2 separate regions of the Homo sapiens genome follow, and region 1 is linked to region 2. A link is a loop called in an ENCODE intact Hi-C map of the cell type or tissue named here. Cell type or tissue: psoas muscle. All regions are shown on one strand. Each heading gives the region's core, and the rest is flanking DNA. Links, peaks and the distances in the headings are about the cores only.

What was found. A loop is a pair of places that touch in the nucleus more often than their neighbours do. Peaks named below come from ENCODE experiments on the same cell type or tissue, not always from the same donor. Only the 100,000 strongest peaks of a DNase experiment are listed, where the experiment ranks them.
Region 1: a loop joins it to region 2, with 2.2 times the contacts of the local background. A loop is called at or near these places in 2 of 110 quality-filtered maps.

Annotation. Positions count from the first base shown.
Region 1 is chr5:74,364,288-74,376,035 of GRCh38, reverse strand. It overlaps LINC01331 (long intergenic non-protein coding RNA 1331), which reads left to right. Exons shown (of 4, transcript NR_197436.1): 3 at 6,515-6,682. Among named protein-coding and RNA genes, the nearest start is that of LINC01333, 49 kb to the right of the region's middle. In psoas muscle, for the core only: no CTCF peak of the experiment used is centred there; DNase peaks (open chromatin) are centred at 5,675, 7,915 and 8,715; H3K27ac peaks cover 874 bases.
Region 2 is chr5:74,282,911-74,294,658 of GRCh38, reverse strand. LOC124901004 (a long non-coding RNA gene) reads right to left here and starts at 245. Exons shown (of 2, transcript XR_007058821.1): 1 at 140-245. In psoas muscle, for the core only: no CTCF peak of the experiment used is centred there; a DNase peak (open chromatin) is centred at 5,658; H3K27ac peaks cover 4,706 bases.

The DNA of each region.
Region 1 (11,748 bases), core at 1,975-9,974, 82 kb before region 2:
TTTCATATGCTTATATGCTATTCATAGTTTTATTTCATGAATGAACTCATCACGCTTTTGGTACTTTTATTTTTTTTCGGCTTACTAATTTGTATGAGCTATTATAGAGTAATAATAAATTACAACTGATGTTACTTAGCATTTACTATCTACCAATATTGAAGGCAAGCAAATAACATATAGATGCTCCTTCAAATGTTCATAAAACTCTCTGCATTATGCTTTAAACCCCCGTTTTAAAGACAACAATCCTGAGACAGAAAAATTAAGTAGATTTCTTATAGAAGTTTATGTCTACTGCATTCAAATTATATCTGTGATCATTGCTCTGGTCCTACTGTGTTTTGGTTCTGTCTTTGGTAACACCTATTATTTGCAGATTGAATTTCCTTTCTTTGTGCTCTACATATATCATCTTCCCATTTGCCTTAAAAAATAACACATTTTTTTGGACCTCCCTCCCCCTTTTATCTTCTGTTCAACTCCATTCTGCACATTACTGGTTAGATTTCCCAAGGTCTGTTTTACTGCCCTCAGGGCTGACTTCATTTCTCATATTGTAATTTCAGCCTCCTTATCTCACCCAGCTTCCTTTTCACCTGGGTTTATTGTCTTTACATTCCATGGCGTTGTCTTTTCATCTCATTGCGTTCTTTCAGTTCAGCTTTTTGGCTTTCTGCTCCTGTTTCAGAGAGGCCATATCTTCTTAGATCCTACTGAAAATAATAAAAATATTTCATACCATTTTCTCTTTTTTTTGATAGCAAATCATTTTCAAAGGTGTGTTCATCTTCTTGATCTCTGGGATATTGTTCCCTTTCCCCTGAGGTTTCATACTTTTTTCATAGGCCCTCTATTTAGTTTGGTGTTTACTAATCCTTAGATTAGACAAGTTCCCTCTGCATTCAGTGTTTGCCAACACACAGATTTTGTGGCTCTGCTGTAGAGAAATAAGATCTCACTCTCTTGCTTGATTCTTTGACACTTTGAACTGAGGGAGTTGGTGGAAATTTAGAAGCCCGGCACACACTGCTGTTGGATATCTTAGAGTCTTTTTTCTTGCTTATGTAGCTTCAATATGAGGGCTACATCCACTAGGATGTAGAGCATGATTCTAGACCCCGACAACTTCCTGCTCGTTGCTTTCAGTTCACAGATGCAATAGAAAATGTGAGTGGGGTGGGGTTAGTGGGAGAGGATGCGGTGGAGAACAGGTGATTGGTGTTTTACTCTGGTACCTTAGAAATAAGCACTTGCACAATAGAACTTACTGTTCAGCACTGACCTAGGCCTTTGAGACAGGGCAGACAGGGGAAGGACCAGAGGCCATCTCACTTTCTTTGCCATGTGTGGGTTTCCCTGCTTCAGGAGAACACCTGTAGCTTGGCCACTCACTGTTTCTCTGAATCCACCTTCTGCTGTCTTGGAGTTGGTGAAAATGTTTCTCCACATTTTGGCAATTTGTATTCACGCTAATTTTGAATTTCATTCTTTAAAACATGTAGTGGGGAATGTATGTATATTTACTGGGAAATTGAGAGAGGTTGAGTCATGGACTGCTAGCCAGGTGTCATTGTAAACTGGAAGTTCTTCACACTGATATTTTTTTGTTTGACAGTTTACTCCCAGACACTGAGCTTTGTCTGGATGTGCATTAGTGGCACCATCAGCATCTGATCATTTCTTGACACCTCATTCACCCACTTATCCATTGCCAGGTCTTTTTGCCATGGGTCTTGTGTCCGTGGTCTTCTTTCCATCCCCACCACTTCCACCGTGGCTCAGGCCTTCACTGTTTGCCATGGTGTCATGTGGTTGCTGGCTGCCTGGACTGGCAATCACCAGCCTTGCCTCCTTTTCCATGCTTCGTATTACTGTTAAACACACTCTTTTTACTGCCGTGGGACAGTATCATGGGTTCCTAAAACTGCTCAGTGGCTCCTCTTTGTGATTCTAATAAGTTCCAGGTTAACATAGACATTCTAGGTACCTCATGACCTGTACCCAACCTACGTTACCAGTCCTAACACCTTTACTCTATTCCTGTACCCTTTGCTCTTACTCAACTGGCTTATCCTCCATTCACAAGCATGTTCTACATTTCCCTGCCACCACCCTTCTACTTACGTCATTCCTTCTACTGTGCTGGGATCTGCTTCTCTTTTATTTCTCTTTGCAGTAATCTTAATCATCTTCTAGAACCCCATTAAATGCAATCTTTTCCGTGAGGCCTGAATGCAATATCTTCTTTCTCTGAGCTCTGAAACTGGATCATCTATTGAATACATTCTGCTTTGTGTTGGAGTTTGTGTGTGTGTGTGTGTGTGTGTGTGTGTGTGTGTACTACCTGCTACCTCCCCTTCTAGATTGTAAGTTTTTTGAAGTCCCCCATCACATTTTACATTGGTTAAGCTATTCTATTTTGCTAAGCCCTAATTTCCTGATTAAACTGAGTGCAATAGTAGTGCTTAACTTCTAAGTTTGCAGCATTGTTAAATGGAATAAATCATCTAGAGTGCTGAGCAGAGAGCTTGACATACAACAGGTCCTCAACATTTATTGGTGGAACAAATAAATGAATGAGTCTTCTCGTTTTCTCTTGAATCCTATATTATTGCAAATGCAAAATGTTTTCCTATCCTAAACTTTGCTAAATTTGCAGGGCCCTCAGTACTAGTTGCATTCCACATTTTTCTTGAGCATTGCCAGAAAGTTTAGGGGCAAGAAGGGAATGATCAAATGTAACTACCATTAGTGAAAACCACAGGCACTGAACAGCTGGATAATGTGAACAGACAAGTTCAGCTGAATCTCCAGAAATGCATCAATCATAGGATGATGGCAGCTTTTGGGGAGAGTTAAGAGATGCTTGAAAAGGAGCCAGAGTGTGGAAGAAAAAAGATGTTTAGAGTTGGGTTTTCAAAACCAAAGTCTTCATCATGGCCAACAAACTATGGGAAGGTGGCAAATGTGTGTAAAAAGACCTTTTCATTTTCTTGAGTTCTTTAGAAAATTGGAGAGTTTTGTTTGGTTTATTTATTTATTTATTTTTGAGCAGCTTAATAATAGAAATTGCCTCAGGGATGGCGTCTGCCATTGCTTTTCAAATGCAATACTGTTCTCCCTCCGGGGATTGTGCTGCAGAGGCTCCTGGAGTGAATATTGCAAAAGCCACTAATAATACTCCTTCTCAGGTAACATTTTCTGGTATAAAATATCTTGGCTTAATATAGTCTAAAAACATTGAAGTGTAATGTGGCCAACACGATAACTTTCTGAAATACAATACTATTGTCCTTACTTCTGTCTTGGTTTCTGTGGTGTCAGAGGCCCAAAATGAATCAAGATGACAAATCCTTAGCTAAGGCAATGTAGAAGCCACCATGGTACTGTACAGGAATTATAGTCTCTTATTTTTCCCGGGAGAGAAAGCATGGAGTAATGTAAAGAACACTGGATGAGTGTCAGGATTCAGCTTCAGGAGGGGAAAGCCAATAGACTTGGGCCCAGCACTTAACCACTGTGCGCCTTATCTCTTAATTGGAAGGAATTGGGCTACAGGGTCTTAGGGGTCCTTCTAAATAAGAAGTTTTCAATTCTAAGGTTTCTTCTGTCTGGAGAGGAGCATATCATGATGGATTGGTCTCTGGAATCAACAGGCTTGGTTTTGAACTAAGAGATCTTCGACCAGTTGCTTACCCACCCGTGGCCTCATTTTTCTTATATAAAAGATGGGGATAGTGATATTACTTGTATCAGTTTGGATATGCAGCTGCTGTTGATTTGTTGATTCAGCTGCTCCACAGGAACCCACGCTCTTTTTGATGACTTCACCATCTTTAATTTCATCTTCATGTTTGTTGCCTCATCTTATAAAAAGGCACCAGCCTCTCCAGGTATTAAGTCTTCATTCCCATCAGAAAGCAGGGGGTGGGAGTGGGAGGTGATAGCAGGATTTTTTTTCAAGTATATGCATGGGGAAAGGGTCTATGTTCTAGGGCTGCTTCTTCCTTTTCTCTGAAAAGGAACAACTTTTCCCAAACTCCCACATGACTTCCCATTGTATTTTATTGGCCAGAACAGGACCACAAGACTCCTCACCTGTGGGAAGTTGGAAAAGTCTTTTTCAGCTTCTGTGATAGTGGTTAAGGGAGAATGGGTTGGAAGTCCTTTGAAGTCAGCCAACAAACAGGTTTGCCAGTCCGCCCCAGGTGACGTCAGAATGTCATGAGGTACGTGTAGTGGTTAATGCTGGTTGAGTGCTTAACTCCCGGGTCACGGCCTGACCCAGAGCCAGCACTGGATAACTGTTAGTTACCCTTCTCTAACAGTCTATTCTTCCCTTTGCACCTGATTCAACCTCACTGCAGTAATTTTCAACTTTATCATATGAGAATCCAGAATCCTTGATATTTGGCACTAGAAGCCCCTTGACTTCTTTCTCTTCTAGTAATGCACTGCTTTCCTGTGCACTGCTCATGATAGCTTTAGTGTCTTGTCCAGGAGTGTGCATGTCTTAAACTCACAAAAGGAAAGCTGGGTCACACAGCAAGGGAGGCTGAGATTGTCCTGTACAAGGTGTTTTGCCTGAACAAAGCCACGGGCCATTCCTTATGCATGGGGTACCATGCTTTTCACGATGACCCTGTTCTATTCTGACCTTAGCAGTCTGGACCAGAGGATGGTGCCTGACTCAAAAGGCAGCCAGTGAGAGGCTGCAGTGAGATTTCTGTCCAATAAGAGAGGTCCATAGAGAGTAGTAATTAATGGAACTAATCAGTCTCTCTGTCTTAGTGTCACTAAGTGTCATTCAAATATGCCAGATTTTAGAGATGTGCATAAGCTAAGAGGCACGTAGAGAGGAGACAAGCAAGTAGATGGCACAAGAAACGGAAGCTGTGAGAAGGCAGAAGCCATGAGATGGATGCATTTGTTGAAGAGGCCTTAGCATCTGAACAGAGAATGGCTGACTTGCCATTATGGGAGGAACAGCACATGCTGTTGAGGGACAAGATCAGATCTCTGGAGCTGCTGCTTTGCCTAGGGTGTTGCTATGGCCATCCTGTATCCTGGAGCATGCCCCAGTTCTCCCCTGGCTGGGCTGCCATCTTTCTTGCTCCTCCGGGCCCCCTCTATGAACCCCTTATTCTGAAGGAATGTGCAAAGATCTCTGATCTTGGTAACTATGGAGCCCCATTTACAAAGGAATTCAAATAATTTAGGCACAACTGAGTTGTCCTGTTACTAATTAGAGTAAGAGAGGGTGGCTGATGTGCAGACTTCTTCCACCTGGCTGCCCCTCATGGAGCAGCCACCCTCATGGTAGGAGAAACCTACTCAGCAAAGATGAGCTGCGATTCTATTCTGTGCAGGCCCAGGGCCCACCAGCTGGGCACCAGGGCCCTGGCCCCCCATTTGCTGGCCAGAGAGTCTCTTCAGAGGGGAATTCAGGGGAGGCTGCCTTGCCACCAGACAATGGCTCCGTTTACATAATCCTCACTAGGCTGTGGCTGGTGTAATTCAGTTATTTGATTGATTTTATATTGTGTGATGCTGGAAGAAGTGAGGAAACAACAGGTTTTTGGCTGTACCCTCTGGCCTGTTCTGATCTGTCTTGTTGGCTTCAAGGATTTCACGAAGCTTTGTGCTGCTGCCAACTGTCTCCCTGGGTGTTGTTCACAGGCAGCATCCTGCTTCCCATGTGCATATCTCCACAGAATCCGTAGGAAGTGGGACCTAACCCTTAAGTTGCCGGCTCGTGGGTGGGGCATGCGGGCAGCAGAGGTTTGCGTGGAGTCTTCAGTGGCCCCACATGTTGCAGAGTTTCTCAAATGTTTAGTGCTCAAGCTCCATCTTGTCCCTTTATCCCCAGGAGAAATGGCTGTGTATTGGTTTGATTGGAATGATCTCCCTATGTCTGGCAGCTCTAACACAAGTTAACACAGCTTTAAAAACCAGTTTTCTTGATGTCTTGACACAGCAGATTTCCTAGTATGGAATTGTTAAGCCACATTTCAACTTCATTTCCAGGCATGTGTCTTCCTGTTTGTTTGTTTGTTTGTTTGTTTTTTGAGACGGAGTCTTGCTCTATCTCCATGGAGGCTGGAGTGCAGTGGTGCCATTTCGGCTCACTGCAACCTCCGTCTCCCGGGTTCAAGTGATTCTCCTGCCTCAGCCTCCCGAGTAGCTGGGACTACCGGATTATCGGCACGCGCCACCGTGCCTGGCTAATTTTTGTAGTTTCAGTAGAGACGAGGTTTCACCATGTTGGCCAGAATGGTCTTGATTTCTTGATCTCATGATCCGCTCACTTCAGCCTCCCAAAGTGTTGGGATTACAGGCGTGAGCCACAGTGCCCGGCCCTGTTTGTTAACTTGAAGGTTCTGCCATTTCTTATAGAGCCTCCATCTCTGGCATTTATTGTTGATACGTTGTTTCTTTTACTTTTTGTATGTTTATTTTTTATTCAAGTGAGACTCATGTTGACACATTTTGTTTTTCTCTTTTCTTTCAGCTTTAACCAAACTTGAGTAAGAACTCCCTGACTTGGAAACACTCAAGTTTCCCACACATGACTGGATGGCCCTGGCCACACTGGGAACGGAATGGGGGCCTCCCATTGGAACTCAGGGTGGAGGGGGAAGCTCGACCAGCTATTGTGGCCCCCACTTCCATTGACAAAGTAAGTGTTGCAGACGTGGGTGGGTGGGATACAGGGTGTGGGGGCTGGTTAGTGCCTGGCATCTGGAATTAAAACCTAAACACATTTCCCTTTAGAAACAATATTATTCACGAGGGCCAAAAGCCCACTAACCCCCCCAAGAGCTGAACGCTACGGTGTAAGTTCTATTAGTGATTTTTAATTCTGGCTGTGCATTAAAATCACCTGGATGTGCTTTAAAACCCTGCATGTGTTCCTCCAGCAGAGGTTCTGATTAAACTAATCTAAGCAAGAACCCAGGCATGCGTACTTTTTAAGTTTCCCTTGGCCATGCGCGGCGGCTCATGTCTGTAATCCTAGCGCTTTGACAGGACGAGGCAGGTGGATGGCCTGAGGTCAGGAGTTCGAGACCGGCCTGGGCAACATGGTGAAACCCTGTCTCTACTAAAAATACAAAAATTAGCTTGGCACAGTGGCACACACCTGTAGTCCCAGCTGCTTGGGAGGCTGAGGCAGGAGAATTGCTTCAACCCATGAGGAAGAGATTGCAGTGAGCCGTTATCATGCCACTACACTCCAGCCTGGGTGACAGAGTGAGACTCTGTCTGGAAAAAAACAAACAAACCAAAAACAAAACCAGTTTCCCTGGAAATCCTAATGTGCAGGCAGGGTTGAGAGCCCTGAGATTTTATATCTGGGTCAGGACTAGGCTGAGGCCAGAGAGGTGCCTAGGTACAAAGTGTCAGGAGGTGCTCGCTCTTGGAGCCGTGCAAGTTGGCCCACTTTGCAGGTCACATTAGGAACTTCGTCAGCATGGGAGTCAGTGTCTTGGATGGAGATGGGTTTTAGTTTTAAACTTACCTATTGTGAAAAAAGTCTTTAGGGCACAACCCATTTATAATTTGGTGATTTCTCCCTTCCTTTCTTCCTGCTTCTTTTACTGTCACACTCTTTTAACTCCTCTCATTCCAAACCTCTCTGCCTTGTTTTTACTCTCTCCTCATTTCTAGCACTTTCTTCTCCCCCTGCCTCCTCCTCCTCCTTTTCCTCCATCTTCTTTTCCTTCTCTGTTCTCTTTCCTCTGAGGGCGGCTCTTCCCTTTCTCTCTTCTTGTGTACTTTGGCTATTTTTGTTAGCCACATTCCCTTCTCATTATTCCAGGCCCGTTCATGTGTCCTGGATCGCTTTCTGTTTTTCTCCCTCCCCCAGTCCCTCCACTCCAGCACGCCCACCATTGCCCCACCATTGGCCAGTCTAGGACAATTCTCCCAAGGCTCCTCCCAAGCCCACACTGGCTACATCAGCCTCCAACAGTTGTTCATGGACCTTGCTTGGCCCTTGGTGACACCAGATGGATTTTTTATGTTGGGAGTGTGGGTGAGGGGGTAGTTCAGGAGGAGGAAATAAAAATTGGTGAGGATAGAGAGATTAAACTGTCACTCTTTTTCGCCCTGAAGCTACTTTGAGGAGTAAAGAGAAATGCCTGTAAAAGTTTTAGGCCTTGATTCATGGCAGAATTGGGAGGCAGGTTCCCATCGTGCCACCCATCCCTGGCAGTAAAGCTACCCAGGCTAATCTTTTGACTGTTTGTACCCTCTAGGTTTCCTTGAAAGATAAACAATTCTATCATCCTTTTCCTCAGTCAGCCCCCTCCAGCACTATTGGCACTTCTGCAGTTAGAAATAAGCTGCTTTGCATCACAAATGGGCCAGATCTTCAGAGCTGGGCCAGCAGCTCCTTTTTCTTGTGTGGGAAAGATCAGAGTAAGGAAAAAAGCCCAGAGCCCAGAAACATCAAGCTGGAACCGTTGAAAGGTTTTCTTCCTGCCAGACTTTGTCCAGACAGGCGGATAATGCAACATCCTTGGGAATTTGTCCTGGAATGGTCTGAGTCTTGTGGGAGAGGAATGAGGTGCTTGTCCAGGACTGTGCTCTTTTATCCACAGCTGATTGCTGTCACTTTGGTGCCTTGGCCTGTCCTCATGCACCCGGTTCCCTCCTGTATCCCAGGAATGCAGGACAGGGTGAACACACAGTGCTAGGGGAGGCCCAGCTGTAGGCCTCTCTGCTCACTCAAGGAGCACAGCCTGGGTGTGTCCACGCATGTGGGACTGGTCTTTGGGACCAACCACTTAGATCATCCAATTTTAGGGTGGCATTAACAGGGTATCTGGAAAGAGGCTGAGATTGCCCACAGCATGCCTGTGAGAGTGAGGGCAGAGGAGGTGGGACCAGGATGGCATTCACTGCACCAATCTCCTGCTGCACGAGTGTGATAGAGAAAAATGAACAGACAGCCTGTTGGGCTTTGAGCAGGCTGGCCAAGAGGGAATGGACATATTTTAGCTGAAGGGTACACTGTCTTTCCCTGTAGACAGGGCAAGAGAATAGAGAAGCAATGTTAGGTGGCAATTGTAATAATAATTACATGGTCTTCATGATACATGTCTTCAACTCATTTTCATATGCACCTTGCTGGAGCCTGCAGATAAATACCACACAGCAAAGTACTCTTATCTCTTATCCTCATATCACAAGAATTCAGAGTGTCATGTGACTTGTCTAAAATTTATATTGCTAGTAAATTGCAGAGCTGAGTCCTGTCTTGGCCCATACCTTGAAGTGTCCTGCTTAAGTGTCATGATATTGCACACTCTGGAGTTTCAGCCAGCTGCTTTGGTGAAACCCACATTGGATGTCATCAATGGAGTCATACAAATGGGTAAAATAAATAGGCAACTTAGTGAATTTGAATTCAGTGTGGGTTGGGATGGTCATTGCAGGAGGGTACTAGAGGGGCAGAAGTGGGAGTGGCAGGTGTTCTTCTCAGTGGCATTTGCCAGGTATAGATTAGGGCCACAATGTGTCCACTGTGGTCAGTCGGCAATCCTCAGGAATGGGGTCCAGCTAGGATGGGAAGAGCTGCCATGGTCTAGGGGAGGAAGCCTGAATTTTCAAAGGCTAGGGCTAGGGTTTCAATGAGAAACTGAAAAGATGATGGGAAACCAAGGCCCACATGAGAAGACGGTGAAAAATCTAAGCCCTCCTCATGGGGGCAGAGTGTGAACATTAGGATCAGATGCTTTTGTGGCATCTAGGGGCTGAGTCTGTCTTATTTCCCAGTAGACCCTCTTCTCTAGTAGCTATGACAGATTGTACTTTCCAAAGATGGCTGCAGTAATATCTCCCATCTCACATGCTTATTTTACACTGTAACTTTAACACTCCTCTCATGGAGAGGTGGAATCTATGTTCCTTCCCTTTGCATCTTGACATGTTTGTGACTGTGGAAGAAGTCATGCTATATGTCTTCTAAGACTGGGTCAAAAATGGTACCATGGTTTCTACCTTACTCACTGGAATGTTCATGCCAAAGCCCTGAGATGCCATGTATGCAGCTCGACTTCTCTGAGATTGCCATGCTGGGAGGAAGCCCAACTAGTCCATATGGAACAGCCACATGGAGAAGCCCTGAGACTGCATGAAGAGAGATATCTGGCCAGTCCCCAGTTTGTCAGCTTCCCCACTGTTTCAGCTCCCACCACCAACTGACTTCAACTGCATGACAGACCCCCAAGCCACAGCCACCCAGTAGCTTCCCAAATTCCTGATCCAAACAAAATATGAAAGATAATAAAATGATTGCTGTGGTTTGAAGCCACTATCACTAGGCTGGTAGTTACCAAGATTTGTTATTCATCAATAACTGGAACCATGCAGAACCCAGTTCTTATGGCCCACTTGGTGCTGGGATCACTGGGAACAGGTATGAACACCTGGGCTGCATTGGGATGAATAAACCCAAGGTCAGACCCTAGTGCTTGCTTATGTTTGGAGAAAGCCCCATCCAGCAGGGCATCTTGTGAGTATGTAAAAATTCAAGAAGGTCCAGTTGGCTAACATTGAGAAGGTTCCAAATGAGAGTGCAAGGTATCCCAACAGGAGGTGGAATGTATTAGTATTCAGATATCCAGGCTCATTCAGCCCATGCATCAGGCTGGTATGCAGGGACAGAGACCAGGTGTGATAGTGATTCTCATGAGGTGTGGTTAAGTATTAAGTGAGGCAAATCTGAGCACGCAGCCTAGTTCTAGCACATAGAAGCTTCTCAACAAATACTGAGCTATTCTGATTATATTATTTTAGACTTTTTCTTCTTCAAGAGGTTGTTGTTGCCATTATTGTTACTATTTGGCCTACCAGTGTAGGCAGAGCCATGGTTCTAGAGAGTCGACATTAATAAACCATAAACAAAGACCACAGTGTTCCTATTCAAAGCCAAGACTCATAACTCTAACAATTCAGAATTCACAGCTTCCAAATGATACCGTAGTAGTTCATTCCATTCCTCACTGAGGTGGGAAAGCAGATGTTCTTAATGTCTCCAATTTCCAGATGAAGAAACTCCAATTTCCAGATAAAGCCCAGAAAATCCACTGATGTCTGAAAAGCTTACAACTAAGAAGCAGCTGAATCAGAACTTAAATTCAGAGCTTCCAATTCCAAATTAGGTCCTGTTTTCTCTATGCACTCCTCTGTGTTGATGCATAAGACCTAAGTTCCTCAACTCCCTCTTGGCCAGAGACCAGAGCAGGGCTTAGCCCACTCATAGCTTCAGGCCAGGTGGTCCCCAACATGCTGAGTGGAGGCGGGAGAGGTTGGGCGCCTGGCAGGTGACAGTGCTTCCTCACGCCTCACAACTGCTAAGACAAAAGGAAGGCACTCTGGGTGGGGACAGTAGCTGCTGCCAACCCAGAAGTAGTTCAGTGGTATAAGGGAAGTGGCCTCCTGCCATCAGGGCCTTGGATGGCACCGTGCTGTCCAAGTCCAAGCCATTTCACAAAATGGCCAAGTTTGAGAAAGAGCAGGTTCCTGTGAGTGTAAAAGTGGATCCAGATGAACATTCTCTTCCAAAGTCTTCGTGGAGCTTCCCCAGTGGGAATTTGGTGTCTTCTCCCTGTGTCACTGCAGACACGTTTCCCTAAGTTTAGTCTTGTCACACGATAGTGCCTGCTTTTAAAGTTGCCCATATGTGAACCGCACGCTCACTCTCTCCCTCCTCATGGTGTTAAAATGTGGGCGTGTGAA
Region 2 (11,748 bases), core at 2,279-10,278:
AGAATAGGGAAGAGGAACTGAGAGGGGATAGTCAGAAAAGAGAAACATCAGAAAGAAAGGATGGGCCAGGAGCCAGAGGTGGTTTTGGGGCACAGCCAACAAGGCCAAATACAGCACAAGATGAGTAGGAAAGACTTACCAGTGGGCTGGGTGGCTGGTAACCTTCGTGAGAGCTGGCTTTCTGGAACATTGGAGGTAGATGACAGATGGCCATGTGTTGAGGAGAGATTGGGAAGTGAGAAGAGGAGGTGGCAAGCTTCGTCATCATAGGAAGAAGGCGAGAAAGCTATGGTGGGAGGGGAACAGAGAGAGTCAAGGGGAATTTATTTTTAAAACAGGACAGAAAGATTTTAAAAGATGGGTAGGTCGAAGGGGTGGGGGAGGATGTAATTTCTGAAGATAGCAGAGAGGAAACGATTTAATGAGTAAGACCTTGGCAGAGGTGGGTGGCAGGGTGAGGCTTCAGGTTGAAACCAACTTTAAAAAGAAGCAGGGACCCTTTCTCTGAGACTAGAGGGGATTAATGAAAGATGGGTGGTGAGATGAATGAGCTAGGAGGTTGACTGGGTTGGAACAAGAGACGAATGGAATTATACTAAATAGAATAGATGTGTCTGAAGAAAGGTAGCAACAAGAATGATAAGTTCCTGAACCACAAGCCACATTAAGCCAGATATGGTTCTGTTTTCTCAATCTAAGGCTTGAGCTGGTCTTAAAACTCAGCTGGGCCTGAGACTAGACCCAAATAGTTTCGGTTGGCAGGATTATTAGGCTGCCCAGGATCAATAAATATTAGAATGTACACATTGAGAAACATTCTCAATCAGCTGATATTTATGGAATGACCTCTATGTTTAAAAGCATTATAAATTCTTGGGAAACCGATTTTCCCAACTTGCCTTCATGTGTAAATTTAATCCCACCCTTAGCCTGTGGCATAAACTGGTGCAAATACAGAAACGTGGATTAGAAATGGTTACATGCTAGTCCCTGGCCTTCTCAAGATTGTGTTTATAGATGTTTATACTTTGTTAGAGTTGGCTTTGGTAATAAGCACATCATATAACAAAGGGACTCAGCCTCTAGCAATCTGGCTTGGCAACACTGAGAGCCAATTAATTAGAAGTTAATTTAATAACACTGCTTTTAAATCATCCACGTGATATGACAGGATTCTGGAATTTTTGAAGCAATAGGCATTGTCTAGTGAAAATGCAGGTATGCGTGTATTTAACAGTGTGGGTGTGACGGCATGGGTATTCAAGTGTTCTATAAACCTTTCCCAGTGGTTGGAGCACTCCTCTGTGTTTGGGAACTGAGAATGGCTGATTTCTTCCCAGGGAGTCTTGTTGGTGTGAGAACTGCTTGGCTTACGTGGCTGGATCTCATATGAGGTGGATGTTGAGGTGGTGGGAAACAGAGGAAGAAGGTTTGTACGAATGCTGCAAAGCCATGTGTCCCACATCAAATCTAAAAGGCACTGGACCAAGGCTGCCCTCATTTGCCCCAGGAGCTAGCAATAGCTCACTGGTATTTGCCTCCTTGGAGGCATCTGAGAGTTGGCTTCTTAAATATTTAGAAGCAAATACTTGGAACTTGGCTAAAGTATTTCTGGGTCTTGTGTTCCAGCCTGCACCACGGTTTATACAGGAGGGTCTTTGCAGCCAAAATCTGAGCTTGCAGAGGCAGCGTCAAAACATACTTTCACATCTTCAGACTCCACACACCTTTGGCATCTTAAAGTAGGCATTTGTTTTAAAATGGCAAATGACATATCATGAACTTCAAAAAAATTCATCATGTAACTAATAAAAATTTGGCATAGTTCCTCTGGGAAGCAGAGTACGGAATGCAGGTGCCTGGGGACACATACTCCACAATAAGATCCTCTAAGTCTGTAAGCTCCATTTTTTTTTTCTTAAGGAAAGAAAATAGAAACATTGAGCTAGAGGAGATCGTTAGAGGCCATTTAGTTTACCCTAGTGAAAAGTAAGAAGAAACAGCTTGCACATTACAAGTGCCCCTCTTTCCAGACTAGCCCAGGACCTGGATGGAGAAGGAGCTCTGTCAGTGTTTTCTGAATGATATATCAGAAATGTAGACTGCTGAATGCTACTAATATTGGATGAAAATATCTCCAAGTTTCCTATCAGTTAAAGCAAACAAAACAAAACAAAACAAAAATGCTATATTCACGAGTTCTTGTTTTTAAAAAGCATGCTGTTTCACAAAGAGAAATGTCCTGAGTGCTGAGAGCAATTTATTGCATGGGTTATTCTATGATGGGCATGGTAACAACTAGCTATAAATGTGGCTGTTTCTCACAGTGGCTCTTAATAAAAACACTGAACATGATCTGAAGTCATAATGATGTGAAGGGATTCTAAAGAGAATTTAGTAGTACAGTTTGGCTATGTAGGTCTTTGGTGGTTTGATTCGAAGGATTAACTGGCTGACTGGTGGCATTTCTTCCTGAGTACCTAGCCTGGATGCCAGGGAGGACCCAAAGCCACATGATCAACATAGGGCACAATCAAGGATGCTCATCTTGCTCAAATATAAGAAACGAAGGAGAGAAAATGTTGAGCATTTTAACTGGTATTTTAAAATTCTACATGTTAAAATAAACATGGATAGATTATGATGTATGGTATATAACAAACAATCAAGAGGAGATATGTATATATATATACACACACAAATATATATATATCTATATATATAAATTTATTATTATTATTTTGAGATGGAGTCTTGCCCTGTCACCCAGGCTGAAGTGCAGTGGCACGATCTTGGCTCACTGCAACCTTCGCCTCCCAGGTTCAGGCAATCCTCCTGCCTCAGACTCCTGAGTAGCTGGGACTACAGGTGCATGCTGCTGCACTCAGCTAATTTTTATATTTTTAGTAGAGCTGGGGTTTCATCATGTTGGCCGTTTTGGTCTGGAACTCTTGACCTCAGGTGATCTGCCTGCCTTGGCCTCCCAAAGTGTTGGGATTACAGGCAGGAGCCACCGTGCCCAGCCAAGAATATTTTTATGATGAAATCTCTTTGAAAAAATTTCTTTTTTCATCAGGTCACTTCAGGCTATACCTATAGATGTTGTGATAAATATATTCTCTGCTGACCCTGGGAACGATTTGATGGAAAACGCTGAAAACCCTCTTAAATATATTCTTTTATGTGAGCTTTTAATAGGAGTTATATGGCTGACAATTCAAATTTGGGGTCCCCAATCAGACCTTAAAGAGTAGACTTTGTAGATTAAGAAAGGAACCCCAGATCTTTGTCCTAAGCAGGCAGGCAGAAAAAAATGAGATTTTGTTGTTAAATGAACACATCCCCCGTCTTTTTTCTGAGCAAAAAAAGCTTTATTCCAGCCAACACACAAATGCTAGCATACCTAGGCACGCCTGGATGGAGAAATAGGTGAGCTGTGAGTTATAGATCCTATTCTAGTTTAAAAATCTATGTGATTTAGTGAAGGGTTTTGCATTTGCCTGCAATAGTCTTTGCTGTCATTTTAACCTTTACACTAAAAATGGGTCTTCCATTGAATTACTTTGAGTTATTGCCAGGGTTAAAGAGCAGCACTAGAGTTTCAAGCATGGTAGAGGCTTCTGTTTAAAATGGGGAACAAGTTTCATTCCAATCCAGGGACACAAAGACAGCAGAGTTTGCTGATTTTTATTACTGTGGCAGCTCCTTTGTAAAACTTCCCATCCCTTCTCCAGCGGTTTCCTGTCACATACTTGGAATAAAACTCACAGTCTTGCCCATAGTCCACAAGGACCTATGGGATCTGTGCCCTTAGTCCCTCACTCACTGTCTGGCTTGCTCCTCTCTAGCCATGGTGGCTAATGGCTCCTCATGTCCACCTCTGGCTCAATGCTCCACCTGGTGCCTCTTCCCCAGACACCAATAACATTGATCTCTCACCCTCAAGTACCTGCTCAGTTTTAACCTTCTCTCTGCAGCCTTTCCTGATGCATCATCCCTGTTCCCTTAGCCAGCCTGTTTTTTCCTTCAGAGCACTTATCACTACCTTTATATATTTCTTTGATGATTTGGTTTATTGTCTATCTTTCCCTAGTAGAATACAAACTCCACAAGGGCAGAGAATTTGTCTGTTTTGTTCACTGCTATATTCCATTATCTAGAACAAGACCTTGCCCAGAGTATAGACTCCATAATTATTTTGGAAAGAATAAGTTAATATTTAATATTCTGTTCATCTTAGACGATCAATGGCCAGAAAGAGGCCACTGTATGAAGATTGGCGGCCTGTGGTCAGTGTCACATGACTAGTAACAGCATTTGTGTGGTGAGAAGAGGCAGGGGAATAATGAGTTGAAACATTTTTAAATCTCCTCTTACGGGAGAAAATTCTGGAGAATCAGGATCTTTAAGGAGGATGCTAGAAATAGAATATGGTAGAGCCAATTAGTACCTTGGGAGATGGTTCTGAGACTTTGCATCACCAGGGATCTCTTTTTAAAATCTCTCCCATATATTTTGTCAGATCTTTCTATTAAAACCCTAAACTTTTTCAGTAGTTCATTGATAATTTTCACTTTTGTTAGGTAAAGTCATATGCAGCTGCCAATTAGAATGCCAGACAGATTGAAGTAAAATAATCAGAATATCATGAGACTATGAGATAATTTCTTCCAAAAGCAAGGGCAGAGCTGGTGCAGCCTCAGCTCCAATAATTAGGTGCTCCCCACTGGACTCTCCAAGATTTTAAAAATAGCTCAAGGGCCCCCTTGAGCTATTTAGCTCAACGGAAATGCTGTGACTTGCCCAAGATGACATAGCAATTTATTGGCAACATTAGGCCAGAATCCTGGTCCTGTGACTCCCATGTTAGTGCTCTGGTGTATTAAAGGTATAATTTCCCATGGAGCCTACTCATATGGTAGCTCTGTTTGAGTTATGTACTTAGAGGCCAAGGCAACAATAGCTCTTATGTTGATTAAAGATATACTATATCTGTGCCAGATGATTTTCCTAAATTTGATCCAATTCTCAGAATAACCTTTATAATAGGTGTCACTACCCTCATTTTACTACAGAAGAGTCACAGAGGCCGAGTGATGTGTTCAAGGGTTCACAGCTAGAAAGTAGCAGAGTCAGAACCTGAACCTGGGTTTTTCTGCTTTGAAGCCCGTATGTTCTTCCTTACACCTTGCTGTCAACATACCCAGAGCCAGGTTCCTGTCCATGATTCATCTGTTAAGAGGTTATGCCCTGGAGCTATGATAATTTTCGATTATTTGGATAATGGAACCCTTCTCCCAAGTTGGTAGCTTCCCCAGAACACTGACTTTGTAATTCACTGCTTTCTGCACCACTGGGAGAAAAGAAGACAGTTCGTAGGAAAAATGTTGAGGAAGGTGGGTGGAGGAGCCTTCAGAGAAGGATGATCTCTCAAACTTAGGTTATTTCTATCATCACCCAAATCCTTACAATATTCCACAGCTTTTCTATCTCCTTCTATAGTTCATCCTCATCCTGTATACACATAGTGTATTATTTGTGTCACCATGACCTGGAAATCTTTCTGTCTGGGAATCACATTTCCTGGCTATTTTTAAAGATTACAGAATTTTCTCTCTCCTATGAGCTGCCTCTGTGAGCATTGGCAGATGGGGAGCATCTTGAGCCGTGGTCACAAATGTTTAGAAGCTCTAAAGGTCATGTCTATTGCCTAATGAATATTTGGTTTCTGATAATGGACTTGTGACAAACACCTATCATTTGAATACTAATTACAGTGATTTATATTGAATTCTCATTGGCTGTCTTATGAGATGATGTTCCGGAAAGTCCCTGGTGGGTGAAAGACATGGAATCATGTCTGGCATTGAGATGTTAAAAGGAAAACAGTACACTTTGTTCTTTTGGCGAGCTCCCATTTAACTGACAAATCTGTTGAGCTGGAGAAGCTTTGTTTAAGTAAGAAATAAGGAATGATTTAATTCATGTAACAGTCTAAATATGATATTTCCAAGACAGGCTGGGGGATGTCTGACCTCTTTTCTCTAAAGAAGAAAGTGTAGTCTGGTGGGAAAAGCATGAACTTTACAAACAGAGAGACCTGGATTTTTAATTCCAGGGTCACTGTTCATTATTATTATTGCTGTTGTAAGTTATAATAATAACAATAGTAATATGTCTGTCTTAGCTGATTTTCCTAAATTTGATCTGATTCTCAGAATAATCTTTATAATAGGTATCATTACCCTCATTTTACTAAAGAAGAGACACGGAGAGTTTACATTGCACATATAGGTAGTATACTAAATGCTTGCCTGAATTATCTTAATTATTACAACAATCCTATGACTTATTATCAAATAGTATTAGTCATCTCTATTTTACAAGTGAGGGGACTGAGGCTTAGTGTATCGGTCAGGGTACTGGGAGGAAATAATTGAATTCAGATGATTCCAATAAGGAAACTTTAAAGAGATGACTCCTTGTAGAGGTGGGGCAGGGATAAGGGAACCAGCAATGGATGTTGAGGCACCCAGAGACTGCAGCCTTGGCACACTGTTACCACCCCTAGTGCTGGAGGGACAACCGAAGGGAAGAGTGAGTGGTGGCATGTTGCGGGGGGTCAGGGGGCTGCCTGGTGGGAGCTGACATACAGGGATGCTGCAACAGCCGGAAACGTGTACCAAGTCAGGGAGAAGCGCAGAAGAAATGCCTCAACCTTTGTCTCCTCCTCCCTCTGATCTATCTGTGCTTCTTGTTGACTAAACCCAATGGGAAGCCAGAGGGCAAGAGAGAGTGATGATGCTTTGCAGATCAATCCCAGGGCATAGGCAGATTAGAGGATCAATGCGTTCAGAGTGTCTTTATCCTGAAGAAACAGGATGGACCCCATTTGGTTTGGATATTGAAACTGATGATGCCACACATATGCCAAGAGGGTATGAAAGGCTTAACTCACATAACGAGGCTTTCTGGGAAGAGCATGGCAGCCCCTAAGCAGGTTCAATAATAGCTTAAGAGAGCAAGGAAAGGAGACTAATATGGCAGGGTGAGGGTTCTCATACATGGTTTAAAATTCCAGCCCATACCAAAGAGAAAGTACCCAGGCTTTCTAATCAGCTTGTCAAGATGGGGGCTGGGGGTGGAAGAAGAGGGAGGAGTGAGTCTTACAGGCTGTCAGCAGTCAAACATCAAAACTGGTGTTAGATCCATTCTAACAAGGTGGCAGATGGAGATTAAGCAGCAGAGAGAGATTCGATGGAGATTAAGCAGCAGAGAGATTCATTAATTAATGATTAATAACTTTATCATTAAGTGATTAATAGTTAATCATTTGGTTTTCAACCCAAGTCAGTCTTTGGCCAAAACTTGTGCTTTTAACTATCACAGTAACTGACTTTGTGACCTTGAGCAAATTACTTAATCTCTCTGAGCCTTGACTTTCTCATCTACAAAATGGAGATAGTATCTGCATGCCTGACACACAGCTGGTGTTCCGTTTATGGCAGTTACGATTGTTACCCTTTTGCTTCTGCTGCAGTTGTTACTGTTCTGGAAAGCCTGGTGTTCTAGTGTCTCTGAGAAAAGTCTGGCACAGATTTGACTCCTATTTCTCTAAGCAGCATACCCTGTGACACCAAGCTATTACCTTTTTCTTAAGACCAGGTTGAGAGACTCATCTTACCAAGTCAATCAACAGACAAGTTTAACATCTGTCTCCCTGGCATATGTCAGAAAAGAAGGCTGCACAGCCTTCAATCATTCAGATGCCACCATGATGTAATGGAGTTGCTGAGAAGTGAAAGGGGCCTCTCTTACTTCATCCTTGGCTATTAACTCTGGAAGATTGTCTTTCTAAGATGCCAGGAAAAGAAGGATGTGAGATGGGCAGATTTGTTGTCCAGTGTTCCTTTAATGTCATGTGGTTCTAGAATCTTCCATTTATTTAACACTACTCCAGTTCATCTACCTCATGGACTAGGAGGTGCTTTGCACGTAGTATCTCCTTGATCAATCTTTGCTGAATTAAAGACTGATTTTTTGAACCAATGGCATGCCAACTAAGCTACTGATGGCTTATGTGTTTTTTTTTTAAATGCACCTAACAAAATAAATTATAGTGAAAGTTTCAGATAGAATTTTGCTGGCAGCTACCTTTTCACATGTGGGAACTGAAATCACTTGTGAAAAATCCCAGGTCCCCAGACTTCATGCAAACAATTGATCAATTAGTTGATGACACCAACCCACAGCGTGGGGATAGGTATGTACCAAGCCTGCAAATGCCAATTCTTCCAGCCAGGGGACTGGGGCTGTTAGTTAAAGATAATCTGTCAAAAGGCTGTAATAGGAACTTTTTGGGGGATTTCAAAAAATCATCACTGAAAAAAAGAAAAATCCTGGCATATGTCCTTTAGCCAGCAGTCCTGTTGTGGATAAGAACAGATGCTACCCTGGCTAAATAAAAAGCACAACATGAGTCTTTTTCTTCCTGCTTTTTAAACCAGAAAACACCATCCATTGCAGGCCAAAACAAGACAGGTGGCATCCATTCGAATTGGAAATGAGGTGCTGAGATAATAGACTGTGGGATCCACCGTGGCCAGCCTTGAGGGAGTGGCTCCCTGTCAGAGGCTCATTGTTTTTCTCTTTTAGTGAGCAGGCTGTATAAAATGTACAGCTCCTGATGCCACTTTGATTCCATAAATTGTATTAATTGTTCTTTTGTGTGCCCTCCTTTGCACAATTTGCTTTTGATGAACCACGAGTGCTCATTGTGACTGTGCAGGGCTGCCTCGAATGGAGACCCTGGGCTTCCTGTGAAGCAACATGGGAACAAGTGGTTCTATGTGGGATGATTCCCAAAGCGTCTGGAGAGTTCTGGAAGTGCCTGTGCCACCTCCCTGGCACAGCCCCCTGTGTATGGGAAGCATTAGGGCCAGGGAGTGTAGAGTTATAGTTTATGGGTGAAGACAGCTATAGAAGCTTCAACCACCACTTGTCTGGAAAAGGCAGAATTGTGGGGGGGTGGTGGTGGGGTTCAGGTGGGCTATGGGCCTCTCTGTCCTCCTCATTATAGGATGACACTCTCAGCTGTCCCTGGCTACTCTGTTCTCCCAGTCCCTTGCTTCCTACAAAGTAGGGTGGGGAGGTTTGGGGGCTGGGGGACAAGACCTATGTTTCACATTTTCCCCCTTTCATACTGTTTCTCATCTTTATATCCTCAACCCCCCCCCCCAAAAAAAAACAATAAAGTGCCATGCTTTCTGGCACTCAGGGCTCAGTGAGGGGTTCCTAAATTGAAGGAAAGCTCTGAGTTAAAGCATTAATGTCTCTCCGTGGATTAGTCTATTTACCAACCTGGCTAACGGTAGCTTTTGTATTTTTACAACATAGCTGTGCTTATAACCAAGGTAGGGTAGGGTCAATTTCAGTCATCATGAAAGAGCTGGTTTGGGAGCTATTTGGGAGCAGGAAGTATCTTTCCATTTTCAAAGCCTCTCAAATTAAGCCACGAAGAGCCCGTATTAGGCAGTGTGGCCTCATGGGAAAAGAATGGAAAGATGATGGGTATAAAGAGGTCCAGTGTTTCCGTATCTTTTGATCCAGGAGTTGCAGCTCTAGGAATCTGTCTTAAAGAAGAAATATTCAGATGCAGACAATGCTTATGCATGAAAATGTTTATTGCAGTGGTATTTTTTCCTGCTGGAAGATTAATTAGTCTAAGAGCTAGTCACATAATCCTTTTGAGTGAGAAAGCTGCCTTGAGTCAGGTGACAACTTCTGGGGTAAAGCTAAGGCTTCATGAATATGCCTGATGAAGCCTATGAAGATGAGTGTCTGGTGAGGGACAGGAACTGGACAAAAAGATAACAAAAGTATTCTGTCCATGATGCTTACGGTTATCGAGGGTTTAGGAAGAGACGATAGAACAGACAGAGGGGAGAGGATGAGGAACAGAGCATCAGGAAGCAGGGTGGCATAGGAGCTATTTAGAAATGTCAGGGTTTGCTGGGCAAATTGAAGGAGTGTGTGGCCTGCTGGCATCTATCTGTATAAGTTTATTTGAATGAGGGAAAGATAAAGGAAAAAGGAGAAAACCTGGGTGGGGAAGACAAAGTGGTACCCACCTGGTCCATGGGCAGACCTCATGGGCCTAAGAAGAGAGGTGATTTTCCCGGAGGAAGTTTAGGGCTTTGTTACTCAATGTGCGTTGCTGGGACCACCAGCACAAGCATCACCTGGGAGTGAGTAGACCCACCCAGGACTTCATGATTCTGGATCTGCATTTTAACATGATCCCAGATGACTTGTGTGCACATTGATGTTTGAGGAGTGCTATCCTAGGAGACACATGGTATCTGAATACATCTGAGAGAGTGCAAAAGAGCAACCTCTCCTCATGTCTGCTTAAAGCTTTCCCCAGGGTGGGACACAGAGTATGGAAGAGAACCAGTCAGGACCTTGAGGTCTCAGGGAGGGAGGAGTGGCAGTTAGAACACAATCCTCAAGAGGTTTTTCAGGTGGTGGAAACCAGGTGACAGCAGCTGAGAGAGAAAAGTGGGTGAGGATTGAGAACAAGCATGAGATATGGTGGGAGGTCTCAAAAATATCATTGGGGTTTGAAGAAGGCAGGGATCTCGTGTCACACACGAGCACTCTTTGGGTTGGTGCTGTCAATACCACTTTAGATCCAGAGGCTGGAAAGGCCTTAGGAAGCCTTGCTGGTCTGTGTAGTTAGTAGAATCTTTTCATAAACAAAGAATATAGGCAGGGGAATACTATATAATCATTTATATTGGTTTTAAAACATGATTAGGAAAAAATAATGGAAAGAAATGTACATTTATTTCTGTGTGACTCAGATTTCACCTTCATACATACTTGTACTTTGCAATTTTTTTTCCGATGAAGATAGGTAAATATAAGTATCAAAAACGCAGCAAAATGTAAATAGTGCCTGCTTCTGAATGGTAATGGTGTGAAATTCTCCCCTTTTCTTCATATTGTTCTGTGCTTTCCAAAGTTTCTCTGTGAACTGGTAATACTTCAGAAGGGAAACAAAAAGCAGCACAGATGTGGAATCAGAAGACCTGTGATCCAGGTGGACACCTGCCCCCAATAGCTAATAGCCTAATCACATGTGTTCTACAGCCACTGTGACCTCCTTCAACCTCTCCTTGCTCATGTGTAGACAGACACAGTCACAGACCCTAGCAGCTGCAAAGATAGTGTATGCGGAGGACTTCGTGAACTGGTAAATACTACACAAATGTTAATGCTAAGGCTGGCTTGGTGAGCCATGAGGTCCATTCCTTGGAGCTCTTCCAACTCCTCCCTTGGTCCATCCACCCTGTGGGAGGTCAGTAGAGGGTGTCTACCTCAGACTGGCTTCAGGGAAAGCATCACAAGGGGTCTTTCTTTTCTACAAATTAGTGGAATATGTGAGCCCAAAGTTCCTCTTCCCCTTTAGCCAATTTGACCGAGGTAGAATTCCTGAACTTCTCTTAACAAATGCCACCTGCTGTCTGTCAGGCAGGAGTAGCATCTCTCATTAACATTGTTAGGATCTGGTCATAATGCTTTTCTATGGAGTTCTTACCATCTGAATGCCAATGTGACAGTGGCATTCTTTAGGCCTGTTCTCTGGTTTACTTTATGAAGAATTATTATCCAAATCTCAGAGTAACAATAACAACAATAAAATCAATAAAGATATATATCTGAAATCTTGAAAAGGTCTTTGAA